Linked DNA regions of Homo sapiens: region 2 is linked to region 1. A link is an interaction called in ENCODE POLR2A ChIA-PET data of the cell type or tissue named here. Cell type or tissue: A673. All regions are shown on one strand.

Region 1 (8,000 bases):
TGTTAGCCAGGATGGTCTCGATCCCCTGACCTCATGATCCACCCACCTCGGCCTCCCAAAGTGCTGGGATTACAGGCGTGAGCCACCGCGCCCGGCCCATCAATGGGAATTTTTATAAAGCACTTTGGAAAATAATTTTCTATTACCTTAAAAAGTTGAATGTTCATATAGCTTTAAGATGCAGCACTTCCACTCATAGGTCTATATCCTAGAAAGACTTGGACTTGTGAACTTGGGAACATGCACAAGAATGTTCATAAAAACAAAACCTGGGAAATAACCCAAATACCCACTGACAGGTGAATGCAGAGATTGGGAATTCTTACCCAGTGGAATATCAAATCAACTACATGAACAGAAACACACAATAACCATAAGATTTATGGTTCAATAAATCTTAGAACCATATTATTGAGGAAAACAAGCAAGCCAAAGAAAACTAGATACACTCAGATATATTTTCATAAAGCTCAAAGCAAAACTAAGTAACAGATATGTGATAAAACTATATGGAAAAATCAAGGCAATTATGATAATGGGTTTCAGAATGGTGCTTACCTTGGATGATGGTTGTAAGCACAGGGGTGGGTTGGGGAAGGGAGTACGCAGTAGCTTCCTGGTAATGAGAATATTCTATTTCATAAGTTGGGTGATGGGTTTACCCTGAGCATTTATTATCATGCTTTATAGCTATATATGCTATGTATTTTCTTTTGTATGATTTTTACATAATAAAAATTTAAGAAAATGTGCACTATAGTAGTCAGATATATGAAATCAAATTATACTATAATATAATGTTGTCAGTTATGTCAAAAAACCCCAGTCATTTTAATTGGGGTTTACTGGTTATTTGTTCTAATAAGTAGCACATTATTACAATTAAAATGTAAAATTTGTTAATTATAAGACAAAAAACTTATGAGTATTAGATCAGTTTTTCAAGGAAAAAATCTCACTGAAACTTTTATTTTATTGTTTATTTTGAAAATTGGACAGCATTTTATTTCATTTCATTTTGGGAGGCTGAAGTAGGAGGATTGCTTGAGCCCAGGAGGTCAGGGCTGCAATGAGTTGTGATTGTGCGACTGCAATCCAGCCTGGATAACAGAGTGAGACTCTGTCTTAACAACAACAACAACAACAACAACAACATATTTTCAAAGAAAAATAGCAAAAGCTAATTGGAAACCTACTTATTCTTCAACTCCAATTTTCTTTAAATTTGGAAGTGACTTACTGATTTACTATTTTTTTTTTGAGACGGAGTCTCGCTCTGTGGCCCAGGCTGGAGTGCAGTGGCGCGATCTCGGCTCACTGCAAGCTCCGCCTTCCGGGTTCACGCCATTCTCCTGCTTCAGCCTCCTGAGTAGCTGGGACTACAGGCGCCCGCCACCAGGCCCGGCTAATTTTTTGTATCTTTTTTAGTAGAGACGGGGTTTCACCGTGTTAGCCAGGATGGCCTCGATCTCCTGACCTCGTGATCCACCCGCCTGGGCCTCCCAAAGTGCTGGGATTACAGGCGTGAGCCACCGCGCCCGGCCACTGATTTACTATTTTAAACAACTCCTCTTCTTCCCCTTTAAACATTTACCGTCTACGCATGCTAACGTCTCCAGAGATGACTGCTCTAGCATGCATCTATAGGTCCTTGTTTAGCTCCTTTTATCAAAAAATACCAAACACAATTCTATTTTTTGCATCTGAAGGGCTCTATTCACCAAGAATAGGAAAAAAAAATTCTTTGGAATAGCCAATTAAGTTGAATTTTAAAAAAACCACATGAATGTGATTTGGTTGGGTCAGGAATCCATTCCTGTGTTCCCGGTAATCTGATACCCATCCTTGAATCCTTGTAATTCATCCTCCCTATCCTTGCCAAGTTATGATTTGAATCCAATGATCTAGCTTCAAGGATTGAGCCCTCTCCAGTCCAAACATTTATAACCAGCAAAACCAAAGGAAAGGAGGCAAAATGTAATCAGAAAATGTTTCTAGGGAATGAGGAGTTATGTCTGTTATGCGCTTAACAGAGGTACATCAATAACTATCAAATTCCCTCAAACAAATTTCTCCACGGTATTCAGATAAATTTAAGAAATTTAATCGTCATAGAGACAATGGATACTATTTAAAATGGATTAACTTCAAGTGGCTTTATCTATTCAATTTGTCCTTTGATAGTGAAGACCTTTTCAGATCCACAAATACAAATATTACTGCTACTTCTTCTCCCACCAAGATGCATCTGAAATATTTCCCTTTCCGTGGCCCACCAAATTGATATCATCTCCACTTTTGAACTTACCTACACATGCATAGTACTCCTAGCACCTCTTTGGGAACCTGGCATGACTGTTTTGTTTTATAATGACTTAGTTATTTGTTTTTCCATAACTGGATACTAAACTCTAGACCTTACTGATTATTTTTTGGTGGGGAGTGGACAGAGTCTCATTCTGTCACCCAGGCTGGAGTGCAGTGGAGCAATCTTGGCTCACTGCAGCCTCTGCCTCCCAGGTTCAAGTGATTCTCCTGCCTCAGCCTCCCAAGTAGCTGGGATTACAGGCGCCTGCCACCATGCCCAGCTAATTTTTGTATTTTTTGTAGAGATGAGATTTTGCCATGTTGGCCAGGCTGGTCTCAAACTCCTGATCTCGAGTGATTTGCCTGCATCGGCCTCCCAAAGTGCTGGGATTACAGGCGTGAGCCACCGTACCCAGCCGACCTTACTGATCTTTGTGTGAACCTAGAACAGTCACACACATAGAGTTATTGCTAAATAAATACTTAGTTGACTTGAATTTCTCTGGACGTGTTTCATTACTGGCTTTAAGAAAAGTCAACACTATCATGATTTTTAATATGTGCAAATTCTTCACATGGATTAAATTGCTAGGAAAGCAAGCAAACAGCCTTGGTAACAATGTTCAGGCTAGCCTAGAGAATTACATACTTTGTACCAGATTTTACATACATATATTTGCATTTTGGAAATAAAGTCCCTTGCAAAAACATCTCTCAAGAAAGCTTGTGTTGCTTACATCAGAAAGCACCAGAAGCATTTTTCCTATTGTTACAAAAATGGTGAAGGTTAGTGCATGCAAATTTCTCATATGCCTCATAAAACACTTACTCATCTACATCTAAAGCCAAGAACCACTGTGTAACCGACTAGTTCCCTGCTCGTAAGGAACTCGGCTGTGTAATTCTGTTTCATCACCAAATGCCAGCATTTCCTGTCCTCTCTAGGGGGCTTTACTACTTCATGACATCATAAACAAGATAGGCCCAGAGTTCAGTTTAGCTGACATCTTCGTTATAAAACCAATAAACAAGAAAGCCCCAGGGTATTAGGCATTATTTTTTCTTTTCTGAAGCTAGATAGAAATGTAATATGTTTACAGAGTTTCTAATTTATTTTTCTGTTAATGAAAACAGGCATTTCCAGATAAATTAGGCCGTGTTCTAGAGTTGCTTTTATATACAGAGGGAAGTAATTTTGCTTAGAATTTTAAATGTAACTTTTGTCTTTTGTTAAGAATTATGGATGGTAGTGGGGGGATGGAAAAAGGACTGAAACCAAGCACAGAGGCAAAAATGTATTGCCTTTTTTTTTCAATTCTGGAAAAGAGTTATGTGTGCAATTAGGATTTCTGTGTTTAAGGAGGCTGTTTAAAAAGTCAACACATTATTTAGTTGAGGAATGTAGTTTAAGAATTATGCTTACGGCTGGGTGCAGTGGCTCATGCCTGTAATCCCAGCACTTTGGGAGGCTAAGGAGGGCAGATCACGAGGTCAGGAGTTCGAGACCAGCCTGACCAACATGGTGAAACCCCATCTCTACTGAAAATACAAAAATTAGCTGGGCGTGGTGGCATGCCTCTGTAATCCCAGCTACTCAGGAGGCTGAGGCAGGATAATCTCTTGAACCCGCGAGGTGGAGGTTGCAGTGAGCCGAGATGGTGCCATTGCACTCCAGGCTAGGTGAGAGAGTGAGACTCCATTTCAAAAAAAAAAAAAAAAAAGTTATGCTTACATTTTTATATTTATGTGTATCAGTATGTACATGCACATACAAGTAGTCTTTTCAGAGCCAATTAATTTGAATACATTTGCAAGTCTTATGAATTAAAAAAATGTTTGAAACTACTTGAACTATCAGAAAACCTCTACAAATATTGAAGAGATCAAGGCAAAGTTGTACCTCAAGTGATTTTCTGAGTTATACACAACATACATAATAAAAAAATATTGCTCGAAGTGATGGAACTCATAGGACCAGCTCAATAAAGTGAATTATGCAAGCTCTGCTAACTGGAAGATGTTATTGAATGGTTTAATTCAAGTAAAAGTTCTCAACACAAATATATCTGTACCTGTATTGATGTATGTTGGTAAAATACGATGGGCATAGTTTGCTGACCTGACCGTGTAATTGCAGTCAATGAAATTATTAAGCTTCCTCAATAGAATGAGGAGAGCACAACAGCAGGTGCGAGTTATATAGAGAGAGATTCACCATGGTTCTGGCCTTAAAGGCTCAAAATTCAGTTGGAGAGAAATAATGGGTTTATAAAGATAAAATATTGTTGGTAGTAACATGATATCTGTTGACATTTTGAGAAAGAGATTTTCTGTGTATTCTGTGAAGTAGCTTCTCTCAGAAGCAGTGGTTATTGAATAAAAAAAATCAACATTATCTTGAACCCATTGGGTAAGGCTGGAGTGAAGGCAAGATGGAATCTCTTTCCTTGGAGTTCTTGGCACTCAAGCATCTGAGTGGGTAGCTTTTGCCCTGGTAGGTGTAGATAAGCATGTGTCTTTGGTCTGGAGGAAAGCTGCCTGTTTCGCTTGAGTCAGCTTGTTCACAGAGTGAGGTGATTCTTCCCAACTCTCACCCAAGCAAATTGATGACTCCAGGGTGAGCAGAATCAATGCACTGGCATTTGCCAAATACAGATTCAGATGAAAATGGAATAAATTAGTTCCTCTCAGTCAGTTATTGCTTCGTGTATGCGAGCTGAGGAAGAAGGGGTGCTGAGGTGCATGTTGAATGTGAACTACCTTCTGTTTTCAGCTGAAGATATAAACAGACAGTGATTATAAAACTGTAGCTTGGTGGGGAAAGGAGTTCTGTGAGAAACTCAATTTCTCCCTCTGAATTGTACCTGGAGTAGCACTGACTCTTATTTGCATAGGCTGTTCAGAATATGTCTGGAATTTCCATTGTGAGGTTACAGACTGCCACCATGTAATAACAGCATTACTGGAAGCTAATACTGTAATTAATTTCTTACTACCATACTTAGCTGATATTGACAATGAGATGTGTGATTACCCAGCATAACTTGGCAGATTCTTCACAGCAAAAGAATTCATAATCACATCTGATGGCCTGTCCAACGGAGAGAACAGGATGTCTAGGAAGAGGCTATCATTTCAAGGATGGACATAGTATGGTTAGTGCTCTCAAGACATGCTTAGCCAAAGAGAAAGCTAGTATTTTGGTATTAGTAGTTGAGCTTGATTCCAGTACAGCTGTTCATAAAATAGTGAGGCATGCTACAAAGCGATATTGCTGTGCATCACCAGAAAACTCGGAATAAAAGAAATGCCAAACTGAAGATGCAATCTTTTGTTGGTGGGGAAATAATATCCTCTTTATGATATTCTTATGATGTTTCATTGACATATGGTGCTTCTAACCAAGTGACAAATTAATTGACTAAAGAGAAATGGATGTGGCTTAGTAAAGAAGGACAGGATATGTATTATAAGGCAGCTGGTTCTGCCACTGCTGGCTTATGGAGACAATATACATTGGACAGCTAATGAGTCTCTGTTGCATAAGATAGATTCTCTTTATAATAGAATTGCACGCTTTGTCTCTAAATGGGGTTATTATACACACCATTGCACAATGTTTGAAGAGCTTGGTTGGCCCTTGTAGAGGATTACGAGAGAAATAAATTGGAAGACAATGTACTGAAGACCTTCAATCCATCAAACATTTCATATTTATCTAAATTACTAGCACATTCTCCAAAAATATGAGTCTGTATGATACACAAGGCTAGAATGTTAATGCTGACCAGACTTTGCTTTATCAGACAGGTTTTCCACTGTAAGCATTGACCAAAATTCACGCACAGTGAAGCCGGGCAATACACATTCCAACAACTGCCCCCATTCCATTTGCCTCTGCTCTTCATGTATTCCACTATCTTAGTCCCTGAAGTTTCATTTGTTATTTCTTCTACCCACCATGAACACACAGGGCTCACTTGCCCTGGGTTATTTAATTCTCAGAACTTTTTGACTTTGACTACCCAGACAGCTTTAGTGGTAATTCAGTTTCTTCACTTTTCTCCATACTTGTGGGCCCTCACAGTTCAGTTGCTCAGCTATTCTTTATAATAAATCCATTTCAATTAAGGTTAAAGCCTAGAAAGAAATACTAGGCTGGATGTGGTGGCTCAGGCCTGTAATCACAGCACTTTGGGAGGCTGAGGTGAGTGGATAAAATGAGCCCAGGAGTTGGAGACCAGCCTGGGCAACATAGCGAGACCCCGCCTCTACAGAAAGTACAAAAATTAGCCAAGCATGGTGGTGCATGCCTATAGTCCCAGCTACTTGGGAGGCTGAGGTGAGAAGATTGCTTGAGTCCAGGAGGTTGAGGCTGCAGTGAGATATGATTGTGCCACTGTACTCCAGCCTGCGTGACAGAGTGAGACCCGGTCTCAAAAAAAAAAAAAACAACAACAACAACAAAAAACAAACCAAAAGAACAAAAAGGAAAGAAACAAAATATTGGAAGTGACGAAGAAGACAGGATAAATGACAACATCATTCACTCTGTGTCAGAACACTGTACTTTCTATTAGAGGACATGGCAGGGCTTATTCAGATGGTGTAGATGGGGAGATGGAGGAGGTGAGTCATGCTCTTACCATCATTACTCTCTAATGTGGCTTTGAACCTGATTCCACTTTCTGGCTTGATTCTTCTATCCATGATATCATGTAGATGGAATTTTGTAGCTCAATTTTGCCCAAATATTTTCAGGGTGATACCATGTCTTTGAGCCCCAGGGGAAGTTTTGCACAGGAAAGGTGATTCTTGGGGTATATCATCACTAGGTTTTTGACTTGCCAATGGACTGTGGAGGCACCATTAATTCCTGCTGATGCTGAGATCCTCACCTATGTGGTGAGGTGACAATATTTTGTTTCTTTCAAACTTTCTTCTCTGTGTCTTTCTCCTCTCAACCTACCAAGAGTAATTGAAGAGAATTACACCTGTGAAACATTTCAAGATGCTTGGAGTAAGATGGTCTTTTCAGTTTAAGACATTATTATATTCCAAACCAGATTGCTTTCTCTCTGTCATTGTGAGGTTCTTTCCTTTGCAAGTCTATCTGTACTCTGGTATAGAGAAAGGTGAGCTGAAAGAAATGGACAAAACTGTTTCATGGACTTCTCCACATATTTATTACCCTCTCCAAATTGAATCTTGAAGCCTTGTCAGAAGTGTTATTTTCCCAACAGAGTAGGTGTTAAGTGTCTCTAGAAAATAAACTCACCTCCTGATATCTTTCTCAAGATTATATTGTAAGGTGTGACAGGAGGTGTTGTACAGCAAGGGAAGATCATCACTTTGTAATTTGATTTGTTCAAGTTCTCTTCTTTGGCACGGGCTTTTGGATTTCCTTGTCATTTCTGGAATTATTTCTTAAATGGTGAGTATTTTTTTCATATGTGTTTTTCCCAGAGCTTATTCCATCCAAATACTTTTTAAGTTGCATACACTCTTCTATAAATAGAGCTATGTTTTTGTAATGGAGTTTCAATAATTTGGCCAGGGAAAAGGAAAAACTGAAACAAATGGTAACAATGACTAGTTAATGATTTTTCTTTCACCTGATTTTTTATGACTTTTATATTTTCTGCTAAAAGCAGATTATTTGATAACAATACTAAGAATACTTAGCTGTAGGT
Region 2 (8,000 bases), 410 kb after region 1:
AGACGGGAGGCACAGGGAGCAGCTGAGTGCTGGACCAGGTCCGGAGGGTGTGGAGATTGACCAGGTTCACAGAAGGGGCCCAAGCAAAGGGAGTTACTCAGAGCGAATTTACAGATCACAGATTCCATATGGTGTGACCTTATGGGGATTTGGAAAGCTGGTGAATATTATGGGTTTTCCGTGTTGACCAATATCATATATGAGTATATTTTTGTGTTAGGTTTCAGGAGGTTCATGGACCTGATAAAGCCCCAGCTTAGGAGCCACTGGATAGAGTGTGACTGAGGAAAGGGACTGCTCCTAAACTTTCTGGGGGTTTCCCGGTTTGCTGGGACCTCATCGGGAGTCTTCTAACTTTTTACTGTCTTTCTCACGTATCTTCTAAAGATCTGTATCTCCCGTTCTCTTTTCCTGTACTGATAATGATGTATTTTATAGTTAGAGCCTAGAGCCGTATGATTTCCCTTCCTAATACAGTGTGCAGACCAAAGAAACTAAATTAAACATGCACCCTTTCAGCTTCATGATTCGGCCTAACATGCTTAACCAAGTTGAAATTGAATTCAGTGATCTTCTTCAGTGTTCTGTACCATCAAGAAGCCTGGAACAGCAGCTGTCATGACAAGATGACACCCCCTGTCAGGTTGCAATGTGATATAATTATCTGCCTTACTGGATTAATAATTCAGAGGCCATCTACTTCTAAATAGACAAAAGATTGTTTAAAAGCATTAATTTGTGTAGCAGTATCTTGTGCCCTTGTGACATTCTTTCCAGAATACCTTGGTGCTCTTCTACTGGTGGTGGCCAAGGTTATTTCTTCACCACCACCAGAGTAGTTATGTAAATTTGTCGTTTAGCACAACCATCTGTTGGTATCCCTTAGTCAAAAAACACTTTACCTATAAGATATCATGTGTAGAGAGTTCATGAGGTTGGGGACTGACTTGTTTAAAGGAACCAGGGCTTTCCCTGAGTTACCTGGGTCATAAGGCTGAGATTAGGAGCACTCCCTGGCTCTTCATCTGAGCCTCCTTCCACAGTGTCATATATCCATCTTCAAAAATGGAAAGTCTGCAGCTAGACAGACATAACCCTCCTATTTATGTCTCTTCCATTCCTAACAAATGTAGGCCATTGTCATGTGGTAGGGTGGTGCTATGGACTCAAAGGGAGGACCACATCTTTCTCATTTCCATGAGAACTGCATATGGTGCATGCTTTGGTGCCATATTTATGCCCTCTGCACTCGTGGATGCGCGTGTGTCTCTGCCTCAGTTGGTGGCATTCATGGTCCTCAATTAGGGAGGAAGGATGTCACTTTTCTCTGGAAGTGGAAACTCTGATAGTGCCAATTAATCCACTGCTCGAGGTTATTAAATCTTTACTTTTGAACATATGTCCTGGTGAGGATTTATGTTTCTGATTGGCAGATCGTTTCTTGGACTCATTTCTGTATGTCTTGGACATGAGCCCTTGGACTGATAAACAAAAACTTTAAAGAAGTTTAAGTTACCCCCTTCTGGAGGGAAATGAGTTAGCAAGCAATTCTCCAGCTTCTGCCTGTCCATCCTAAGCATGACTGTTCATCAAGGGTCCCTGACTGATCAGCTTCAGAACAAAATATACATGGTAAAGGAACTTCAGGTGTGAGGTCACCACAGGTATGCAGTCCCCACAGGTGCAAGGTGTCCACAGGTGTGAGGTCTCTGCAGGAGCTCTCCTCTGGCTGCTGGTCTAGGGTCTTCACAGAGCTAAATGAATTTGCAGTTGTCTAGGCATGAGAGGAAACAGGAATCATTTGCAAAGAATGATCCCTTCAATTGGTAGACCTTGGTTCTTCACCTCTCTCCTCTCTTGCTTTATTGCACCCACCCTTAGCCTTGCTTTATTGCACCCACCCTAGTAGTATGGGAGCCATTCTACTATTAGAAAAGCAACCAGACTGCACAGCCATTCTTCCTGTATGCCTGGCTTCAGGATGCACCATAATTGATTATGATATATATGGAGAGTACGGATTCCCAGGCACTTCCTGCTGGAGACCTTTCATGACCCTCCTTTCTGGGTGGGAGGCTCCTCTTCTGCTTATGGGTAGCTTTATATCCTTACACCATACTGGTGATTCGTTCCTAGCCTGTGAACTTCTCAAGGGCAGGGACCGTGTGCCTTAGTTGTTTCTGGATCATTGACAATGCTTAGCATTTCAACTATACTAAATAAGGATTTGGAGACCTGACGAAAGTTTTCAATAGCCCCAAACCAATCCCAGCACCAGCCCCGCCTTGCCGTGTCCCTTTCCATGTATTGAGTTGTCTCATACTCCTGCCACTTGGGGATTCTGTGACTTTTCATCTGGTTCACAAGCTGTTGTCTGGACCACTTATTTCCTCCTTAATTGTTCTGTCAGTGACCTTTCTCGGGGATGCTGCTTTTTTAAAATAGAAAATGGAGACCTTTTGAATTTATGAATTTTTTGTTTGCCAAGAAAACCCTGATAATAATTGCTAAGACTTCCCAGAAGTTATTAGTTTACAAATTTTAATGACACTCATGATTTATTTATGCACTTCCCTCCCTCTACAGCTGCTCACCCCAATTCCTTGGTGGAATTCCTGCTGAATCTGAGTGAATTAGTGGAAACAAAACTGCAGATTGGAATGACATTTTTTGCTAGGCTGTTAATTAAAAGCCTTCCACCCCATTCGCTAGGCTCTTTATATGTGAGGTCCCGAAGGCTGGGCTGATATAAGCTGTGAAATCCTCCGTCTAAAACTGGGACGGTCTCCTATTTGTTTGCTGTGGTAATCAATCTGGTGGAAACTCCTGAATGGGTCACAGAACTTTCAACTGAACCTATATTAATCGAGCACCCATTATGTAAGCAGCCCTGCGCTCATTGCTGGGAGATACAAAGTATGTTATGCTTGCTATCCTCAAGGAATGTTTCATTTGGTTGGAAGATAAGATGAATGTACATGGGAAACAACAGCAGGCATATGCAAGAATATATACATATCCACAGAATACAGTGCATTTTGCAATGACTGGCTGTGCTCTAGAAATACTTGTATGTTTATTATTACCACCCCACTTCATTCCATAAAAAATACAAAACAATTCTAGGAATGAATCGGAGAAGAGAGCAATATGGCAAATATATTTTGTTTTGCTATTTAATATATTATATCCTATTTTTCCATTGGGATGTGTGAGCTTCTTAAAAAGAAAAACAGCCAGGCCTGGTGGCTCATGCCTGAAATCCCAGCACTTTGGGAGGCTCAGGCGGGTGGATTACCTGAGGTCAGGGGTTCACGACCAGCCTGGCCAACATGGTGAAACCGTGTCTCTACTAAAAAATACAAAAATTAGCTAGGCGTGGTGGTGGGTGCCTGTAATCCCAGCTACTCGGGAGGCTGAGGCAGGAGAATCACTTGAACGCGGGAAGCGGAGGTTGTAGTGAGCTGAGTTGATGCCACTGCACTCCAGCCTAGGCAACAGAGCGAGACTCCATCTCAAAAAAAAAAAAAAAAAAAAAAAAAAGGAAAGACTATTTCAGGTATTGGTAGTTCCCATGGTTCCTAGAAACACCTGGTGACAGTGGGTGGCATATATAGTGTTTAAAGGGGGTAGGTCTTGGATTCAAACAGCCTGGATGTGAACCCGAGCTCTATTGCTTACTAGCTATAACACCTTGAGCAATGTTTTCATCTCTTTGAGCCTCAGTTTACTTTTCCATAAAAATAGAATGATAATAAAGTCTATCTCATATAGGTTTTGTGGAAATTCAGTGAAATAATGCATGGAATGCAAAAGTTGTCAATGTAATCAGTATTTAATATAATAATTCTGGTTTGTTCATACCCTGTTAGCTCAGCAGCCTCAGCCAGGCTCCAGATGACAACTGTGCTAATACCTTTAGGAGGATGGGGTACAGAACAAATCTAGACTCCTAGGCACATCATGCCTGGAAATTGTGCATTTCTACTTGAGAGAGAATATTCCTGTCTTCCCCTTTATGTTCTCATCTGTGTTTGGCAAAAGGTGAAAGTTAACGTATTTCTTGGTTTTCATACACCAGATGCTGCTGCTGCTGCTGATTTGGGGCACAGGATGCAAACAAAGTACAATCTGATTTTCAATTTCTTCAACACAGTGTTAACTCGGTCTTTATTGGTTTCCTTTTCATATAACTTTTGGAGGGCCTAAGCCCATTGAAGAGCTTTGCTATCTCCCAAATAATTAACATGGAAGGCAGGGTGGGGCCATGCATGTTTCTCAAACTTGTTGCATCCTCAGAATTACTTGTGGAATGTGTTAAACATCTAAATTTATGGGCCCTACCCAAGAGATTTCAATTTAGTAAGGCTGGTCATTACTCAGGAATTTATTATTTCAAAAGCTTCAGCCAGGTGCGGTGACTCGCACCTATAATCCTAGCATTTTGGGAGGCTGAGGCAAGCAGATGGCTTGAGCTCATGAGTTCGAGACCAGCCAGGGAAACATGGTAAAATCCCGTTTCTACAAAAAATGTTAAAAAATTAGCCAGGCATGGCGGCATGTGCCTGTAGGCCCAGCTACTGGGGGACTGAGGCGGGAGGATCTCTTGAACCTCAGGAGGTCGAGGCTACAGTGAGCTGAGATCAGCTACTGCACTCCAACCTGGGTGACAAAGTGAGACCCTGTCTCAAAAAGAAAATAAAAGCTCCTTGGTTGATTCTGATCCTAGGTAGGATTGGGAACCACTGAACTCACCCGAGGAAGCTTGGGTTCTAGGCCCACCTCTGTTACTAATTAATCAGATTACTCATGCCGTCCTTCTGTTTCTTCACAAATAAAGGTATTAGACGAAATGATCTTTTGAAACTCTTTCAACTCTGAGTCCACAGTCTCTGCCATACTGGGAAGTCAAACAGGAAGCACACACAGGATTTATGATACCCAAAAGATACCTTTCCTGAGCTAACAGCACTGCTTCTGAGCACAACCACCTTCTTTCATAAAATCTGCTGGTGAAGTTGCAATCCAAGTGTCAATAAAATAACTTACTCTGCTAACTTGCTGTTCACTGATGGATATTATCCAGTTGGCAGACATTAGCCAGAACACCTGTCTAAACTACTTAGTTTGAATTCATTAAACATAGGGAGCATCATGCAATCTATGAAAGTCTTTGTTCTGAGAAAAAAAAATAGAATGAGAAATGAGTTTGCTCTAAATATTGGGCCCTCAGACATCTTACTTTGCTAGAGAATTGAGAAATGAGAACACTGGAGAAGTAGATCTGGATTACAGATTTAATATTTTCCTATTTATTATGGGAAAGAGGGCTTCTTTTTATGCCTCTTTTTTCTTCCACTAGGCAGGACTGCAGCGTGCATAAATCTTGATTTTTGGCCAGTGGCTGAGAGAATGTAACACTTTTCTATGGATTGTGTCTGTGGATTGTTATTTTATGTTGTATTCCCTTTCCTCCAAATGCAACACCATTTTATCACAATCTTAAATAACCCTGCCATTTGGATAAAAGGTGTGAAATTCTGCCCATCCCTGTCCACAGCCTGAGCTCTCTCTCATTTTCTCAGCAGTCAATTCATTAGCCTTCTAATGCAGTTGATAAGTGAATAGGATCAGACAGTCTCTTCTAAAATAACATTTATAGGTGGATGCATTTCCTTGCTCTCTAAGGTAGGCCTTAATTTATTTCCCTGCCAGATGTCCATGTGTGTAAAACTGTGATAGGTGGGCCCTTGGAATGTGGTTTGAAGCCAAAAGAAAAAGAAAAAAATTCAACTCACACAGAGCCTATCTATTTTCAAGTTTATAGGAGAGTGATTTGATATACCCCATTCCTGCTTATATATATAATGACTATAAAGATTAGGTAGTCAAACTTTCATAGTTACTTTCTCATCGTTTGGTGGCCAATTACTTTATTGGACATAGTCTATAAATGTCATTAGGAGGTTTCTGGCAAATTCCCTTGTAAGACCACTGCCCTAGACATTATTTGGGTGAAAATATGTAAACTGGTAAAAGACGTCTCCTCCCTGTTACACGTCTGTGAGATTTCTTTATAAGAATCACTGAACTTAGGAAGTTTTTTATATCTTAATGTTGCTTCCAAATGTTTTGTGCCCAAGTTAAAGCTAAAGCTGAGCTGTCTTCCAATACATAAGGTTTATCTTGTAAAAGATTCCCCCCTTCACTGCTATTATTCTCTTAAACTTGTATACTATTTTTAGTCATTGTCCACATGAATACGGGACAGTTCTAATATTTCTGGGAGGAATGTAAGGCCTGTGTAATTGAACATTCCATTTTGCAGACAGATCTGTGGTCCCTAGTGGGTTTGTGGTCAGTGATTTCAGATCTGGGACCCCAATCTGGATCTTCCAGTTCTCAGCAGCCCCTTTTTCTTGCTGTCATGTTGGTAAGCATGCTTTCCTGGCCTTACAGATTTGGCAACCATTCATGTTTCATGTGAGATCTATGGCCGAGGGACTATTTTGGGACTAGTAGTTTCCTTGGATATTTGCCTAAGTGATTTTCAATTCACGTGGATTATGAGAATCACCTGGGAAATTTAAGAAAAGTCAGTTTCCTGGGCCTTATTCTAATCCCACTGAATCAACTTCTGGGGTCAGGATCTATGAACTTATAGTTTTAAAGAACTCCCCTCTTGATTCTGATGTGCCACTGATCCAAGGCACTTTATGGCCATCTTTGCTTCTAAAATGTCATTTGCTTCTAAAGTTGTTTTGGATAACTCTCCCACAGCATACCACCTTTCCCTCTACCCATCTTTCTTCCTTCTGGCTCAGAGTGATGAGCGTAATCATTCATGCAGAAATCCATAGTTGCTCCCTCCTCTTTATAATGACGACCATAAAGGTTAATAATTGGAATGTGCTCTGGCACTTACTAATGAGCTTACATTCTGTCAGCATCAGGGCTGTTTAATTGGGCAATTAACACTGATCTTAGAGAGTGGTTCCACAAGAGAGTGGTCATGAGGTGCTGCTCCCCTGGAGCTGTGCTTGAGATAAGCCTTATGAGGGTCAGTTGGCCGTCAGGAATCTAGGTTCTGGTGGGGATCAGAGGACACAAAAACTGGGGAATAGGCCGGGCGCGGTGGCTCATGCCTGTAATCCCAGCACTTTGGGAGGCCAAGGCGGGCGGATCACAAAGTCAGGAGTTCCAGACCAGCCTGACCAACATGGTGAAACCTCATCTCTACTAAAAATACAAAAAGTTAGGCAGCCATGGTGGCGGGCACCTGTAGTCCCAGCTACTCAGGAAGCTGACGCAGGAGAGTTGCTTGAACCTAGGAGGTGGAGGTTGCAGTGAGCCAAGATTGCACCACTGCACTCCAGCCTGGATGACAGAATGAGACTGCGTCTCAAAAAGCAAAACAAAACAGAACAAAAGCTGGGGAACAGATTCCAGGTGCCTTTTGAAGGCTTTCTATTCATAAAGGTTTTTGGTTGCAAGTAACAGAAACCATTGCTAACTTAAGCAAGATATAGGATTTGTTGGAAGGATACTGGAATTGCCCAACATTTGGAAGAAGAGATGAGCAAAAAAACCCCAGTAGTGACAAAATTCTAGGAATCTCCAGCAACCATAGCAGCTGGATGTCATGGATTTACACTCCAGTGAGCTGCTATGAGATGACAGCTGCCTCCTTTGAGGTTTAAATTCCTGGAAGAGAAAATGGAAGAGACCACTTGGGTCAAGGAGTCGAAACTTTAACTGTATTTAGTAGGTAAGAGTTTCCTGGCCCAGCTGGCCCTGTTGTTCGTATCTATGCATAGAGAGACTGGGATGATCAGCAGCAGGGCGGCACATGGTTCTGGGAATACCAGACATCACAGATACCACATGCTTCCTGATGGATTCTAGTGTACAGATAAATATGTACAATTTTAAAGAACATCCCTCCAATTATAATATTTATTTAAGAGGCCATCAGTTATTATGTGTCAGAGAATGTTCCA

What was found. ChIA-PET counts read pairs that join two places held together with the same protein. Peaks named below come from ENCODE experiments on the same cell type or tissue, not always from the same donor. Only the 100,000 strongest peaks of a DNase experiment are listed, where the experiment ranks them.
Region 2: POLR2A ChIA-PET joins it to region 1 with 8 read pairs; 2 of 35 experiments call an interaction of 5 or more read pairs at or near these places.

What each region holds. Positions count from the first base shown.
Region 1 is chr10:104,438,578-104,446,577 of GRCh38, forward strand. The region is part of intron 15 of CFAP58 (cilia and flagella associated protein 58); the gene reads left to right. Among named protein-coding and RNA genes, the nearest start is that of LINC02620, 38 kb to the right of the region's middle. RefSeq lists an enhancer at 6,327-7,526. In A673, no CTCF peak of the experiment used is centred here; a DNase peak (open chromatin) is centred at 3,214; H3K27ac peaks cover 1,150 bases.
Region 2 is chr10:104,845,895-104,853,894 of GRCh38, forward strand. All of the region lies in intron 2 of SORCS3 (sortilin related VPS10 domain containing receptor 3), which reads left to right. Among named protein-coding and RNA genes, the nearest start is that of SORCS3-AS1, 180 kb to the left of the region's middle. In A673, no CTCF peak of the experiment used is centred here; no DNase peak of the experiment used is centred here; H3K27me3 peaks cover 4,591 bases.